Linked DNA regions of Homo sapiens: region 2 is linked to region 1. A link is a loop called in an ENCODE intact Hi-C map of the cell type or tissue named here. Cell type or tissue: PC-3. All regions are shown on one strand. Each heading gives the region's core, and the rest is flanking DNA. Links, peaks and the distances in the headings are about the cores only. Region 1 has its middle 55 kb from the start of CDCA7L. Region 2 overlaps CDCA7L (cell division cycle associated 7 like).

The links. Hi-C counts contacts between places; a loop is a spot of excess contacts. Peaks named below come from ENCODE experiments on the same cell type or tissue, not always from the same donor. Only the 100,000 strongest peaks of a DNase experiment are listed, where the experiment ranks them.
Region 2: a loop joins it to region 1, with 7 times the contacts of the local background. A loop is called at or near these places in 8 of 110 quality-filtered maps.

Annotation. Positions count from the first base shown.
Region 1 is chr7:21,997,216-22,005,549 of GRCh38, reverse strand. No RefSeq gene overlaps it. Among named protein-coding and RNA genes, the nearest start is that of CDCA7L, 55 kb to the right of the region's middle. In PC-3, for the core only: a CTCF peak has its summit at 3,952 (motif pointing right); a DNase peak (open chromatin) is centred at 4,009; H3K4me3 peaks cover 384 bases; H3K27me3 peaks cover 2,339 bases.
Region 2 is chr7:21,907,851-21,916,184 of GRCh38, reverse strand. It overlaps CDCA7L (cell division cycle associated 7 like), which reads left to right. Exons shown (of 10, transcript NM_018719.5): 3 at 4,431-4,568; 4 at 7,678-8,055. Among named protein-coding and RNA genes, the nearest start is that of CDCA7L, 34 kb to the left of the region's middle. In PC-3, for the core only: no CTCF peak of the experiment used is centred there; a DNase peak (open chromatin) is centred at 4,474; H3K27ac peaks cover 1,168 bases.

The sequences.
Region 1 (8,334 bases), core at 211-8,210:
AGAGGATCTGAACATGAATTAACCCTGAAGAAAGAATGAGAAGCCAGAGGTCAAGATTATGTGTGGGAAGGACATGCCAGGGAAAGAACAGGAGGCAAATGCAAGTTCAAGAACTGGGAGGCAAGAAAGAGCACAGCTTGTTTAAGGATTAGCCATGTTTAGTTGCATGGCTGGAATGCAACTGTGTGTTGTTGGGGTTTTTGAGGTTGGAAGGGGAGGAGTAGAATAAGGAGAAATGACAGGAGATGACAGAAGAAAGCAAGCCAGGGACCAGATCTTGCCCGCTATTTTGCCCATAAAGGAATGTAGCCAAAGCAAAGTTTCCTGGATACAGTGTTCCTTTCACTAATCTCCCTTGGCTCCCAGTCTACCTTCCAGCTAATTAGAACTTGCTAAATGCTCCAGCATCCTCTCTTTTGGATGGCTGTGTATCTAGTTGGTTTTGATTTATTTGATACATGAGAATGTCATGAGGCCATTAATTTACCTCTTTGTAGATTTCTCAAGGAATAAGACCAAGATTAAATCTGTTTTTCCATACCCGGATGTTGCCTTGTATAATCTTCCAACCAAAAAGTTTCAAACCTTTCTAGCAGGGCTGAGGATAGAAAATTGGGGATCTAGATCCACACATATCAATTCAAAATTGAATGGTGCTCTCTCAACTTTACCAATCTATTGCACCACATAGGTGTTCAACTCTGCAAGAGACACGTGTACCTTTGTAAGGACGAGGAAAAGACAATCTAATAGGTTTAGCCTATTAACATAATAGTTCAGGTTCAGAACTTTTTTCTTTTTTATTAAAAAGCATTTATTGAATAACACTTGTTGAAACAAGTGAAGTAAAACATAGATAGGTGGGAAGGCAAAATTACAATTCAGGATAATCTGCATCAAACACAATAAACCTACATAAGATTGGAGGCACTGTGATGTAGTGGTTAATGGCCTGGGTATATTGGTCAGACAAATCAGGTTTAAACTCAAGGCAGAGCTCTTATTAGCTGGGTGATCTTAGACAACTTACTGGGTCTGTCAAATCCTGTTTTCTCATCTGCAAAAAGAGAATCATGGCACCACTCCTAGAGAATTGTAGTGAGGATTAAATAAGATAACATGTCTTAGGTGCATGCCACAGGCCAATCAGGTAATAAGCATGTGCTAACTGGGGCTATTTAAAACCCAGTGGGGTAAGTACAGTCCTAGTTCATTCATCAATTCCCCCAGGAGGTATTTTTGATGCCCCCACAGCACCCCACCTTCCACCCTGCAAGGCTGGGCTAATGCTCCTTCTAAAAAACATATTCCTATAACATTTTATTCCACGCTTACTTAGGAACCCATTCCATTTTCCAATTAGTGGTCTAACTCTCTCCACCAGCCTGTGAACAACTGAAGCACAGGACTGTGTCTTGTTCCCCACTGGCTCTCCAGGCCCTGCCACAATGCCGGGTCTATGCAAACACTCAGAAAGCAAAAAATTTCAAAATGAGTCGTAGGCCCTGCGCAGTGGCTCACGCCTGTAATCCCAGCATTTTGGTAGGCTGAAGTGAGAGGATCGCCTGAGGTCAGGCGTTCAAGACCAGCCTGACCAACATGGTGAAACCCCATTTCTACGAAAAATACAAAAATTAGCAGGACATGGTGGTGGGTGCCTGTAGTCCTGGCTACTCGGGAGGCTGAGGGAGGAGAATCGCTTCAACCCGGGAGGTGGAGGTTGCAGTGAGCTGAGATTATGTCACTGCACTCCAGCCTGGACGACAGAGAGACACTCTGTCTCAAAAAAAAAAAAAAAATTAATTAAATAAATAAAATAAATTGTAGTTTAAAAAGAAATTGTTGGCAGGCCACATCAGATAAGTAATGCAAAAAGGTTAACATAGTTTTGTCATCTAGCTTAGTGCATGGAATGCCCACAGGCTTTAGCAATGGAGGAGTCTGCATTTTAGGTCGGGCTTTACTGCTTGGTGGCTGTGCGACCCTGGGAAAATTAATTAATTGCTCTGAGATTCCCATTTGCCATCTCTAAAATGGGGATAAAACAACAAATAAAGTGTGTAATGTGTCTGGCATATAGTAGGCACCTATCAAATGGAAATAGCTGATTTTGTTAGTGTCATCTAAATTGTGTTAATACCTTTGCTGATGTTTTGGGAAACTTACAATAAATAGCATACAATTTCATTGGCCATGTAGATAACGGTAGCAAACATTTATTGAAGATTTTTTTTTAAATCTGCCAGGCACTGTCTCCAGTGCTTTATTAATCTGTTCAGCATCCTAAGAACTCTATGAGATAATGTGCCATGATGATCATCATCCCATTTTACAGGCGAGGATATTGAATAAAGAGAGATTAGCAACGTGCCCTGTGCATAGTTAGTAAATTACAGAGCCTAGACTCAAACCCAGACACCAGGTCCATACCCTTGACCAAGCCAAGAATATAACTTCAGAAAAATGCACTGTGGAAGGAAGACTGAGATGCCAGCCTCTACTCTGCTTTTTATGAGGCAAAGTCGCTCCAGCTCTGAGACTTCATCTCCCTTCTGTAATGTGAAGGATCATGCTTGTCCTCACAGGATTACAAAGTCAAGTACAGACATACTGCTTTTTGTTTCCATAATGGTCTCCTGGAAACCACATTGTGAGGTAAATCATTGCCAAGTGTTGCATATTTTCCCATAGGAATGATGTTCTAATTGCAGGTTATATTCCTGAACAAGGCCTCAGAATCAAGCAAATCATTAATATGACCCAAAATGTGTCAAAGGAGAAGATATTAAACAACTATAAACCTTTAGCATCCTTTTAAGAATAAAATTGTCTTCCAGGTTCTGCAAAATAGGCACATACAAACTATTCCCGGGTTAAGCAAGTACATGAAGAGAAAAAGCACTGCTAACAAACTGAGCCCATATGTTGAGTATTCTTGCCTTTAATAACACTTAATTAGTAATGGTATTGCTCTTTTTAGAATTTAGAATAGTTTTGGAGGCAATCATTTAATGGCTTATGGCTTACATTATTGTTTTCTGTGAAAAGCAGAGGCATTGAAAATAACTCCAGTGATCTCCCTGTTCCTCTTAAAATGGGGATTAGTGTTTTCCAGTTTAGTCACTACAGAGTCCAAATATTTAAGGCACCCCTAAGAACTGGCGGTTTGGGGGCAGAGATGCCTCTTGAAACTGGTCTTTTAATTTATTTTCTGTTCTGTGATTCAACTTCGCCTCCACCCCACTCCCCCTCTTCCATGTGAGGGACAGTTAGAAAGATGGGGAACCTAGCAGGTTGGAAAATATTGAGCTTCTTGTTCCGTTGCCGCTTTATTAATAGAAGGTATCTGGGGGTTGATTGAATGGATAAACACCCAAAAGAGACAAAAGTAGAGACCCTACTGTCCACATGAAACTGAAGTGAAATAGTGATGTACATTGACCTAAGCTGTGAGGACTAAAGCATTTGGAACAATGATGATTATGTCTGTTACTAAATAGAAAAATCCATTTACAGTACAATAAGCGTAATATGATTCCATCATTGTAAATAATTAAAACACAAAGAAATTTCAAAGCATAGCTATATTTTAGCAGGAGAATTACAGTGATTATGTTTTCCTTTTGCCGCTTCCCTAAATGTTTTTATCCTTCTACAAAGGGCAGATTCTTTGCGATCCTTTTTTTCTATTTCAAAAGAAAAAGAAACTTGGACTGATAGATGCTTGTCTGTTTCTATTTGCTCTGGTATGAAACCCTTCAGCAACATTTGTAGGCTGGTATGTGGTATGTGGTTTCAGTGCATACCCAGGAATTGACCATGTCTTGCCCTATGATAACATATTAATTAATAAAATAGGGCTGTTCATATCACTAACTGAGAATTGAGATGTTAACATTTTTAGCCCATATGAAAATTTCTAGAGTGTCCTGTAATTCTGAGTTACTCCAGTAGATGGCAGGGTTGTACAAAAACAGCCAATCAATTGAGGCTGAAGGACTAGAGAAAGATTTTTGCTGTCTTTCTAGAAGAGCCCTCCCTCCCTCAATGGACAAATCACCGGAATGAGGTGAATAATAAAAACGGTATTTTCTTCCGTAGTACAATGTGGATGGTGTTAATGGGAAAGTTATTTTATCTATTTAAATACGTATGTATTTGGTAATTCTCAGGCCGGATGTTTTTATCCACGATATTAACAGAGAGGGTTAACCCTCTCTCTCCCCGCCCACCACCAAGTTTAACAACTCTTTGGTTTAAAGAAAGAGGGTCTCAGAAACCTTAGCTGTATTTTTATTTCTTTTCCTATATTACTACTCTGAGGTAAAGGTACGAAGTGAGGGATTGACACCCTTTTTTGTTAAATGTTTTCCTTTGTTTTATATCTGAAAAAGTACAACTGGGTGGTGGAAAGATCAGATGCTTTGTACCCTAAAGGGTTCTCATCTTGGGTTTTCCACTCACCCCCTGGGCTGATTCCCTGATTTCTCCAAGCCCCAGGTTCCTCATCTGGGACAAATGGAGCTAGCAGCAAGTTCCAGATGTGTGTCTCTAGGGATTAGCTGTTTACATACACACAGCTTGCTGACATGCCCTGCACAGCATGGATCCCCAATAAATGGTGGCGATTCATACTAAAATCAGTATTGCCATAGGATCACATTGATGGATTAAACTATCCCACGATTAATTTCTGCTTTTATTCAATCTTCCAACATTGCCTTAAACTGAGGCAAGATAATTTTGCCAGCCTTGAGGTGGGATCTGTGTCTTTTCTTTTCTTTCTTTCTTTCTTTCTTTTTTTTTTTTTTTTTTTTTTTGAGATAGAGTCTCGCTCTGTCACCTAGGCTGGAGTGCAGTGGTGCGATCTCGGCTCACTGCAACCTCTGCCTCCCAGGTTCAAGCCATTCTCCTGCCTCAGCCTCCCGAGTAGCTGGAACTACAGGCGGGGGCCACCATGCCTGGCTAATTTCTGTTATTTTTAGTAGAGACAGGGTTTCGTCATGTTGGCCAGGCTGGTCTTGAACTCCTGTCTTCAGGTGATCCACCCGCCTCGGCCTCCCAAAGTGCTGGGATTACAGGCGTGAGCCACCGTGCCTGGCCCTATGTCATTTCTTAAAGAAGTGTGGACATCAGCAACTACCTTAAAGTGATATATGTATACTAGAGTGCTGTCTTCACCAGAAACAAAATACTGTTGTTTTTTGTTTCGTTTTGTTTTAAATAGGGTCTTACTCTGTCGCCCAGGCTGGAGTGCAGTGACATAATCATAGCTCACTGCAGCTTCAACCTCCTGAGCTCGAGCGATCCTCTTGCCTTAGCCTCCCAAAGTGTTGGGATTACAGGCATGAGACACCATGCCTGGCCACAAAATCCTGTTTTAGTAAAGAAGATGACGGTTATTGCTTAAGCACATGCATTGATGGTGGAGGGATGATGTTTGCCCAGGAGGGCGACTGGGGACTCATGATCTCATGCCCCAAATGGATCTTACACATCATATGACTCAACATACTCGTTGTACAGACAAGAAAACTTAGGCCCAACATGGGTTTCGTTTTTAAATTTTTCTTTTGAAATAATTTTAAACATACTGAAAAGTTGCAAAATTGTACAAAGAGTTTCTATATACCCTTCATTCAGTTTCTTCTAATACATGGCCATAACATAATCTTACATAACCACAGTAAGTTATGTAAAGAAATTAAGGCTGGGTGCAGTGGCTCATGCCTATAATCCCAGCATTTGGGAGGCCGAGGCGGGCCGATAACCAGAGATTGGGAGTTCGAGATCAGCCTGGCTAACATGGTGAAACTCCGTCTCTACTAAACATACAAAATTTTCTGGGCGTGGTGATGTGTGCCTGTAATCCCAGCTACTCGGGAGGCTGAGGAAGGAGAATCGCTTGAAGCCAGGAGGTGGAGGTTGCAGTGAGCTGGGATTGCGCCACTGAACTCCAGCCTGGGCGACAGAGTGAGACTCGGTCTCCAAAAAAAAAAAAAAAAAAAAAAAAGATTTTGAACACAGCTACAATACTGTGAACTGAATCTACTAACCTTTTTTGAATTCCTATTAACATCCTTTTTCTGTTCAAGGCTCAGCCTAGGACCCTGCGTGGCAATTAGTTGTCATGACTCCTTAGTCCCCTCTAGTCTATAACAATTTCTCAGGTTTTTCTTGCCTTTCCTGACCTTGTCACTTTTGAAGACTACGAATCGGTTATTTCATAGAATGTGCTTCAATTTGGGTTTATCTGATATTTTCTCATGGATAAAGGAGGTCAAGCATTTTTCGCAGGAATGCCATGGAAATCAGATTGCGCCCTTCTCTGTGCATCAAATGACGTCCTATGTCTCTTTCTACAGATATGAACCTTCATTCCCGGTCAAGGAGGTGACTACCAGTTTTTCCAAAGTAAAATGACTATTTTCCCGTTAGTAATTGGTTAATAAATGTATCTGGGAAGATACTTTATGCAAATATCTTGTTTCTCCTTAAACTTATAGCCACTAATTTTAGCATCCTTTGATGCCTACAACCATTTTTACTGTGGGGTTTCCCCCCATTTCCTCTTTTCCCTCTGCATGTATTAATAGGTTCTGTAACGAAGATGTGTCCCTTCTCTCCCATTTATTTACTACGTTACATCACTGTGGACTCATGGATATTTACTTCCGTCTATGGCTTATAATCCAATGCTATTACCCTTTCTTGATTGCTCAAAATTACTCCAGCTTTGGCCATTGGGAGCTCCTTCAGGTGGGCTCTGTGTTCTTCTGACATGGCTCCATCCTTTGTGGCTACTTCCTTGTATTCTGGCACATGATGTTCCAGGCTCTTTTTTTTTTTTTTTTTTTTTCTGAGACGAAGTCTTGCTCTGTCACCCAGGCTGGAGTGCAGTGGCACAATGTCACCTCACTGCAACCTCCGCCTCCCAGGTTCAAGCAATTCTCCTGCCTCATCCTCCCAGGTAGCTGGGATTACAGGCACCCACCACCATGCCCAGCTAAGTTTTGTATTTTTAGTAGAAACGGGGTTTCACCATATTGGTCAGGCTGGTCTCAAACTCCTGACCTCAGGTGATCCACCCGCCTCGGCCTCCCAAAATGAGGCAATTACAAGCATGAGCCACACTGTGCCAGGCCTCCAGGCTCATTTTATATTTTGCCTGCCCCAGTCCTGGAGTCACCAACTTCTCCAAGGAGCATGGTTCCTTTTATTCAAGAGTGATATTTAGAAACTAAGATCTAAGCACTAAATGTATTCATTGCTACTAGAGAGTCATTGTTTCTAGGACCTTCCAGCAGAGCAAGGAACTGTGTGTACGTATACTAACTCATGCAGGCACACACATCTGTATATGCGTGTGTCTGTCTGCCTGCCTATCTATCATCTACTCAACCGCCCACACACACATATGTATGTATGTGTGTGTATATATATACATATGTATATATATGTATGTATATAAATGTGGGTTTATACTGAGATCTGTAACTCGAATAAATTCCACGGGTTCATTTTTGCCTTGCCCCTTTCCTTATGTATAACATCTTTCTCCAACAGTGAGAAACTTGACTCTTTATCTGATCTGGTATATAATTCTAGTATCCTTGTTGGAAAACAAATTTACTAACTACATTACAATAATTTTACACTGTTTCTTTAGACGTTAGCCTTCCACTATCAAGTCAAAATTATGTTTTTCAAATTTACTTAGGTTTTTCTAAGGTATGGGAAATTTTGCTATGATTCTAAAATCAAAGTTATAAAAAGTCTATGCTCAGAGAAAGGTTACTTCCTCCTCGTTCTTGCTAGCCTGTTCCCATTCTCTCATCCTTTCTACCTGGTTCCCTGCCATTCTTTGTAGATAACCAATGTCTTTAATTTATGGTTTATAATTCCTATATTTCTTTTGCACAAAAAAGCAGATACAGTTATATTTTCTTATATCTCTTTTCTTACCTAAAAGGTAGCATATAATAGAAAGGCTTATAAACTTTGCCTTTTACACGTAACAATATATCCTGGAAAGTGCTCTATCTGTTCACAGAGATCTTCCTCTTTATCTTTGATAGCTGTGTAGTATTTCATTGTGTGGCTTTATCATAGTTTGTTCAACCCACATTCCTATAGACAGACATTTACATTGTTTCCCAAATTTTTCAATTATAAACACTACTGTAACAAATAGCTGATACATATAATTTTTAAAATGTTAGACGTGTATCTTCAAGGTAGATTTTTAAAAGCAGGATTACTGGGTCAAAAGGTAAGTACAGCTGTAGTAAACAGACTGACAGCTCCTCGAAATGTTACACAGAGTCCCAGCTA
Region 2 (8,334 bases), core at 220-8,219, 89 kb after region 1:
GCATTTTCTTCTGAGTTAATTGTGGCACTCAAAATTCCTCATTCTGCCTTGACCATGGCCTCTCCAAAAAGGCAGCAAATTAAACCCACTTTGCTTCCACTGGGCAAGTCCAGGAAGGGAAGCAGTTAATTATATGTAAGTGAAGTGCCTGCTTAATTACGTGGGCCACTGTAAGTTCTGGCCTGGTGGGAGCTGTGCTTTCTGAGATCTCTGGAGGCTCCCTGGTCTCTGTCGTCCTCATCTCATTTGGCATCTCCACAGCAGTTGACCCCACCAGTAGACCTCCTTCTAACCACCTGGGTTTCTTCCTCTCTGTTACACCTTTTGCTCTTTGTTATTATTATTTTCTTTCTTTCCAAGATGGAGTATCATTGTGTCACCCAGGCTGGAGTGCAGTGGCATGATCTTGGCTCACTGCAACTTCTGCCTCCCGGGTTCAAGCAATTTTCCCAGCCTCAGCCTCCCGAGTAGCTGGGATTACAGGCTCCCACCACCACGCCTGGCTAATTTGTGTGTGTGTGTGTGTTTTTTTTTTTTTTTTTTTTTTTTAGTAGTGATGGGGTTTTGCCATATTGGCCAGGCTGGTCTCAAACTCCCGACCTCAGGTGATCTGCCCGCCTTGGCCTCCGAAAGTGCTGGAATTAGAGGCGTGAGCCACTGTACCTGGCCTGCTTTTTGTTACTGTCACTTGTTTTCCCTGTTCGTGTCCCTAAATGCAGATGTTCTCTAAGGGTTTGTCTTCAGTCTTCTCACTTAGTGAATCTTGTCTGTTGTCCTGCTTTGAGCTGTTACTGTATTCTTTTGTGGAGCTTGTCTTCTCTCTCCAGCCCCAGGTGGTTTCTGACTACCAGTTGGACTGGTCCTGGTTGCTAAGGGAGATCTGAAACTCACTTCTCCTTCCCTTGGTTGTCTTTCTGGCTTCCCCCTTTCCCCATCTTGATTTCCATCTTTTGTTCTTGGCCTTCCCTCCCCTCTTCCATCTCCTTGACTCCCGTCCAGGAGTTGATGAAACTTCTGCTGTGTTCCTGGTGTCCATCCTTCCCTTCCCTCTGCAGCTGCCGTAGCCCTCGTAGCTCTTACCCGAATGCTCATCCCTTCCTACTAGGATCTGTTATAGGATTGACCTCCGGTCAGCTCCTCCCTTAGCCCTCCATCTGAGCACAGTCAGGCGGTGGGGAGAGCAGAGCCTGTTGGATCCACCTTGAGGAGCATTTGAGCAAGGCAGAACATGTCTAAAGGGCCGAGCACAGAGCCTGGCAGGCACCGGGCATTAAGAAACAGAACAGCTGCTTCTGCTGCTATGATGACTCCTTTTGTAGTCAGGTGTGTTCTCCCCAGGGAGGACAGTGTGCCAACTGCTTTTCATACAGATACTGCATTTAATCCACAGACCTCCCTGGGAAGCTGCAGTTTTGCAAGTGATGAAACTGACGTTCAGGAAGGTGTAATGACTTGCCCAAGGCCCCACATCTGGGAAGTACCAAGCTGGGATGTTCCAAATCCAGGGCCACCACTTCTCAGCCTCTTACCCCGCCGGGTCTCTTTCCTACCTGCTATGCTGCAGGGCACAGGAACTGAACTGACACTCTCATTATCCACTGTTCTGCCCTTTCTGCCCACTGGTCCATGCTGTTCCTGCCTATCTGTGCTCTCACCATTTTTCTAGCCTCTACCGTGGCTCACATCCAGTTATGCTACTTCTTCCATGAAGTCTTACTGGATTTTCTTTCCCTCCGTGTGCCATATTGCTTTGTATCCCTTAGAGCACTGACCCTCACCAGGGTTATTCGTGGACCTGTCTGCCTCCCTGTTAGATTATAAACTCCTTAAGAAGGGGAGACCTCATACTTGAATGGTGCTTTCTAGCTTCCCTGGCTCTGACTTTTCGTCCTCATGTATTGTTCCTTTCCTCTGATTTCAAGCATCCAACACCCCACCTGACTGTATACAGTGAGCACGGGGGGTGTTGTTTGCTGGGTGCAGTTGAAATGGGGTGCTTGTCTGGCTGTCTGGTTCAACAGGCCATTGCTCTCTGGTCTGTTTCTTCCATGTCACATGGACTTCAAAATAAGTTTATCCACCTATGTTAGCTTCTCCTCTGATGTGTTATTTGCTTATGGTCCTGATCATGGTAGATGACCAAGGCCTATAGCATAGCACCCAGTATTGATTTTGAAGATGAATGAACCAGTGCCAGAGAGCAATCAGCAGTGCCAGGGTTTCTAACTCAGAATGCAGTGGAGCAGTGTGGAGTGGAGATTGGCATCATACAGACCCACATGGAAAACAGTACTTACACACTTTGGAGTAAGGAAACTAAAGCACAGGCCTCAGTTCAGGACAATGGTAAGTTGTTTTTCTCTATCAGGACTGACCATCAAAGATGGTAATCTCTCCCAAGATGCCCATTGCCCTGGGAGGCCAGCACACAGGATCAAAATAGCCAGAAAAACTGGAAGATGGGAACTCATAGCTTCAAGGCTTGCCCTGTTCCCTTCAGGCCCTAGGCAGGGGCTTTAGGTAGTTGATGAAATTTGCACACAGAAATACCACTCTAAATTAGCCTGCAGGGGCTGGCCCAAGGCTCTGTGAGCCAGATGTTTCTTGCACTGAGAGGCCTCAGGTGCATGGTGGGTTTCCTTAGCAGCAGCTGTGTACCATTCTTCCTTAATAATCAAGCCCTGGCTGCTTCTCTACCCCGACCCCACAGGCTCATGATCCATTTTAACCAATAGAGAGAAGCTGCATGAACTTGCACACAGTATGTGTATGCTAACTCTGGTCTCCCTTAAACACGATTTGAATTTCACTTTAAAGAAACTTCCCTTTTGTGTGTGCAATTTTTTTTCTCAAGCAGCTGCACTACAGCTATCAACAAAGGAACAAAGTAATTCAGCTCTGAGCAAACTCACTCCAATTACCCATAATAATTCATAGGAGACATTTTTAAGCTTACAGAATGCTAGATGTAGGCATTTCTTTCTGTGTGCCCCTGTAAGTTTTTCCACTTGTCTATTATATCTATCTTTCCCCAGAGATATATGAGCTCAAAGAAGTATATAATTAAAGGCGGGGAAACGCAGTGGGGTAGATACAGATTCCCCGCCAAGTGTGGTGTTACAAGGGGTCATTGCTATATCAGAGATGGGGGGAAGAGACGTCAGAGGAAACTGGGGACAGACTCTAGTCTTGATGAGGTGTGGCGGGCTTGCAGGGGGCTGGTCTCGTGGGTCTCCCTTTGGCCTGCAGTTTGTTATTTCCTCTTTCTTTCAAGTATACTATTAAGAGAGTTGGGTTTCCATCTTTGCACTATTTCAAAAGAAAAAGTATTAGAAAATGCCTTTTCTTAAAGAGTCACATTGCATCTTTCCTTCTGCTCACTTGCCACCTAGCCATGGTTGTTCACCTCTCACCTCCTGCACGAGAGAAATTCCTGGGGGTGACCTTGAATGAGCTTTCCATCAGGCCCCCATGGTGTCTGCTCATGGAGCAAGTCTAGGCTCTCTGGTGGTGGGCGGTGGGGGCTGAGAGAGGCCCCAGCCTTTTCCTACAGAGAAGCTCGCTGTTGGTGAATGGGAGGCATGCTCACCCACTTGGAGGAGACTCCGGCTTTGAAAGGCTGTTGGAAAGGGAAGCCAACACGTGGGAGGGAGCCAGGTTTTCTCCTCATATCTTCTTTCCATGTGTTTTGGTTCTATGTGAAAGCAGACGTGTCTGGTTGCCAGCTTTGGCAGGAGAAGCTGAATTCCATGAGCACTTACCAGTCACATTAGAAGCTGATTGAGACTACACCCAATTTTTAAAAATTGTCTGTCTTGTAGGTCTGAATTTTGTAAGCTTTAGAAAATGTGTATATATGTAATATATACGTGTACGTATGCGGGTTTTTTTGAGAGAGGGTCTCACTCTGTCACCCGGCTGGAGTGCAATGGTGTGATCTTGGCTGCAACGCAGGCTGGAGTGCATTGGTGTGCAGCTCACTGCAGCCTCGACCTCCCAGGGTTGGGTAATCCTCCCACCTTAGCCTCCCAAGTAGCTGGGACTACAGGTACATGCCACCAGACCCAGCTAATTTTTGTATTTTTTGCAGAGATGAGGTCTCACTATGTTGCTCAGGCTGGTCTTGAACTCCTGAGTTCAAGTGATCTGCCTGCCTCGGTCTCCCAAAGTGCTGGGATTACAGGGTGAGCCACTGTACCCGGCCAGTGTTTTTTTTTTTTTGTGGTAAAATACACATAACATGAAGTATATCATTTCAGCTGTTTTTGATGTGTACAGTTCAGTGCATTAAGTACATTCACATTGTTGTCCATCCATTTTCGTCATCTCCATCAGAAGCTCTGTACCCGTTCAGTAGCTCCTCATTCTACCCTTCCCTGGTAACCTCTATTCTACTTTCCGTCTCTGATGTATGTGTGTCTTTAATTTAGCAGGATGTGCGCTTTCATTCCAAATACTTCACAGAAGAGCTAAGAAGAATTTTTATAGAGGACACTGACTCAGAGACTGAGGATTTTGCAGGATTTACGCAGAGTGATCTGAATGGAAAGACTAACCCAGAAGTAATGGTAATAATTACAACAGGAAGGGATGTGGGTGGTAACGTTTTTAATCCTGTTTCTGAAAGAGTTTTACTTGTAAGCAGTCACTTCACAAGTGAAAAGATTTTTCTTACATATTTATCTTACAAGCAATTAACATAACCTAAAAAAATTGCTCCTGGAAGGCTAATCCCTGGTCCACCAGTCCATTATTCTCTTAGAGAAAATCCATTCATCTTCTCCTCGTGCCTTAGGGGGTTTTTGGGGATGTGTCCCAGGCGTCCTTTATTGTCCTTCTCAAAGAATTTATCTCTCTTGGCCAGGCACGGTGGCTCATACCTGTAATCCCAGCACTTTGGGAGGCCGAGGCGGGTGGACCTGAGGTCAGGAGTTCAAGACCAGCCTCACCGATATGGTGAAACCCCATCTCTCCTCAAAATACAAAAATTAGCCGGGCGTGGTGGCGGGCACCTGTAATCCAAGCTACTCGGGAGGCGGAGGCAGGAGGATTTCTTGAAGCCGGGAGGCAGAGGTTGCAGTGAGCTGAGATTGAGCCACTGCACTCCAGCCTGGGTGACAGAGCGAGACTCCATCTCAAAAAAAAAAAAAAAAAAAAAAAAAAAAAAAAAAAAAAAAATTATCTCAAGAGTTCCTTAAACCTCTTTTATCTAAAAGTTTATCTTAGATGACAACTTTCTTGAGATACTTTCTTACTGTGTGTGAAGTGACAGTTTTTGGTTTGAAGTTAATTTGGCAAAAATTTGGCTGTGGTACAAACTTGGTGTTCCCCATGCATTGTGGATTTGGATTTGTCATGCTTTTTAGTGTTAAAGATGACCCAGGCCTGCCTGGATTCTGGAGGGAAGTCTACTCTCAGCACTTCCTATGAACAGACTTGTTAGTTATTTGTTTGTTTTATCCTGCACAGTTAGGCTAGTTTACTGCCCACTCGTGTTTGAACCTGAAGGTAACTTTAAGGCACAGCCTTCGGATTTAAGTGCAGAAATGTTTTCTGCTAAAAATAGCATACATTTATGCAAAAAATAAACATGCTACTATCTTCTTCAGTATGAAGATGGAACGTAGAGTTTACGCCTCTTCACAGCCAGAAGCTGCTAAAGACTAACTTTTGGCAGAGACTGTGTAGAGGTATAAATAAGCCGTGACTCCTAGCCTGCCATGTCCCTCACTTGTCCTAGGAGAGAATGTAGAGCATAAAAGCCCGCATGGTAGGCTGCTTCGTTTGATAGTGATTTTTTGCTATGAGTAGCAACATAGAGCTGTGCCAGCCTGGAGGCCCCAGGTCTCCTTTGGCTTTCTTTGCAGAAGCTGTTTGTGTGGCAGTTCCATCAGTTCTGGCCAGCAAGTCCCTAGCTTCTTGCCAGCACGATATTAAGATGCTTCTAAAACCCTAATGGGCATCATCAGTTAGCAATGTACTTATTTTCTGTTCTTTAGTGAAGTGATGTCTGGTTATTCGAAGCATTTGCATTTCTAGTGAGAGAAAGTGAATTACCCCAGAAGTCTTCCCTCCCACCTGCCCCCAAGTCTATGGACTGTGTGATGTAGTTACATAGATCATGATATAGCTTACAGTTCAGCACAGGCCCTTGCAAATTTTATTTTAGAATCCAGTGAGAAGAAAAGCATTGTTGCCTCCCAGCCCACCCTCCTGCCCACCCCTGTGGGAACTGGCGAACCTATCTTTCTTGATAATGGGACATTGCTGTAACTTGGTTTCCAGGGGTCTGCTGGCCGGATGCGAAATAACCACATCCATGTACTACACTTGTGCTCTTCTCTTGGGTCTGATTCTGGGCTGCTGTGTACCATTTGTTCTTTCCTTCCTTCAGGCCTCTGTAGTGAGCTGTTCCACATCTGGTAAAGAGAGGCCTGTCGATGATGAGGATGGTAGATAAATGGATCAAAACTGAAGTTCTTCCCTGACAGTGTCCCCTGAAATTGGGTTCCTTTGCAGTACACCATTTTGAATTCTGAAGCTATTAATATGGGAAGTTCAGGGTATTAAAAAATAGATAAATCAGTGCCATATAGTCTTACTCCTCACTTGGCTTGGTGTGGATATACCAGGGTTGGCAGTTATCTGCGTTTTTTTTCTCCCTGTGTCTTATTTCTAACTTTAGTCCAACGAGAGTTTGGGGTTGATGGTCGTCACCGGGGAGGAAGCAGAGTCCCTGAACTGATCCTGGGTCCGTATCGGTGCCATTCCGTGTTCTTGGTAGATTTTCAGAATTCCCAGATAATGGTTCCCAAAGTTTTCTAGCTTCTGGTCATGGAAGGATGCCCAGAAGACGTCCTAGATCTTACATACTTAAACCTGTCTCTGTACCACTGCTAAGAGTCCCGTCACATCCAAGCTGTCACCTAGGTGATGTATCCCTGTTACTGCCTTCCATATTTACTGTGTTCTCACTTGTAAAACAGAGCAATGTTTGAATGCTGGAGACCTCTGCCATGTGGAATTTGAAAATGTCGGGTGAGGATTTCTTGAGTTGACTGAGTGGTGTTTTGCTACAACCTGTAGAGCTTTGTGACCTGGTTTCACCTCATGGCTCTGAGGGTTCCAGAGAAGGGAAAGGTGCCCCTTGACTGAGGACGCAGTGGCAGGTCATCTGCCTGTCCTGGGTCACTGCCCTGAGGTGCAGTCAGCTCTCCCGCCCTGTTATTCAGGAGTCTGGTTCCTGCTATTTAGAGGAGACCAGTCAGCATTTTTCCCCCGTTGCGTCCTTTCCTGTCTGAAGATCACATCTGTCATGCTGCTGTCTCTCCTTTTCTGTGACTGTCTCTCCTCTTGCTGGTGCTCCCTGGTTGTCCCACGGTGGAGGAACCCACCCTGTCAGTGTTTTGCTTACAGCCCTCATGCTCTGAATGGAACCCATTTCTGTCGCGGGTATGATGGTGCACAGTTCAGTAGTAGGTTGCCTGCTCTCTGATTTTATTCATCAACCAATTTCTTGCACATTTAAAGGAAATTCAGAGGGAACTCATAATATGAAGGGGAAGCTTTTCATTTTTCATGTTTTTTCTCATAATGCTGTCAGTTGTTTTAAATGCATGTCTTTTTTGTGGGTCTGTAACAGTGTCTTTGTGCTTTTTCTTGCTCTTATTTTATTAGGTCGTGGAGTCAGATTTGAGTGATGATGGCAAAGCATCTTTGGTGAGCGAGGAAGAGGAAGATGAAGAAGAAGATAAGGCTACCCCTAGAAGAAGCAGGTCTAGAAGAAGTAGTATTGGTCTTCGAGTAGCCTTTCAGTTCCCCACCAAGAAGCTGGCCAACAAACCAGATAAAAACAGTTCTTCCGAGCAGTTGTTTTCTAGCGCACGCTTACAGAATGAGAAAAAAACAATTCTTGAAAGAAAGAAAGACTGTAGACAGGTGATACAAAGGGAAGATTCTACCTCTGAGTCTGAGGATGACTCTCGGGATGAGAGCCAGGAGAGTTCAGATGCTTTGCTGAAAAGGACCATGAACATCAAGGAGAACAAAGCCATGGTGAGGCTTCACGGAGGGCGTCCTGGGAGTTGGCACCAGGCTCTGGCAGCAGTTGCTGGGCTCCCAGAACCACTTTGCTCCTACAGCTGCTGCTGTTGCTTTGGCTTCTGTCAAGAAAATATACTCTGGGTATTGTGTATCCTTTTACTTTTCCAGAACCCAGAGCAACTATTACATGATCAGCTCTGGTTTGGGAACAGAAAGAGATTCCCCAGCACCATTTTTAGCCCCTACATGGTGCCATAATGCTGCTTACTGTTGACCAAGCTAAGTTCTAAG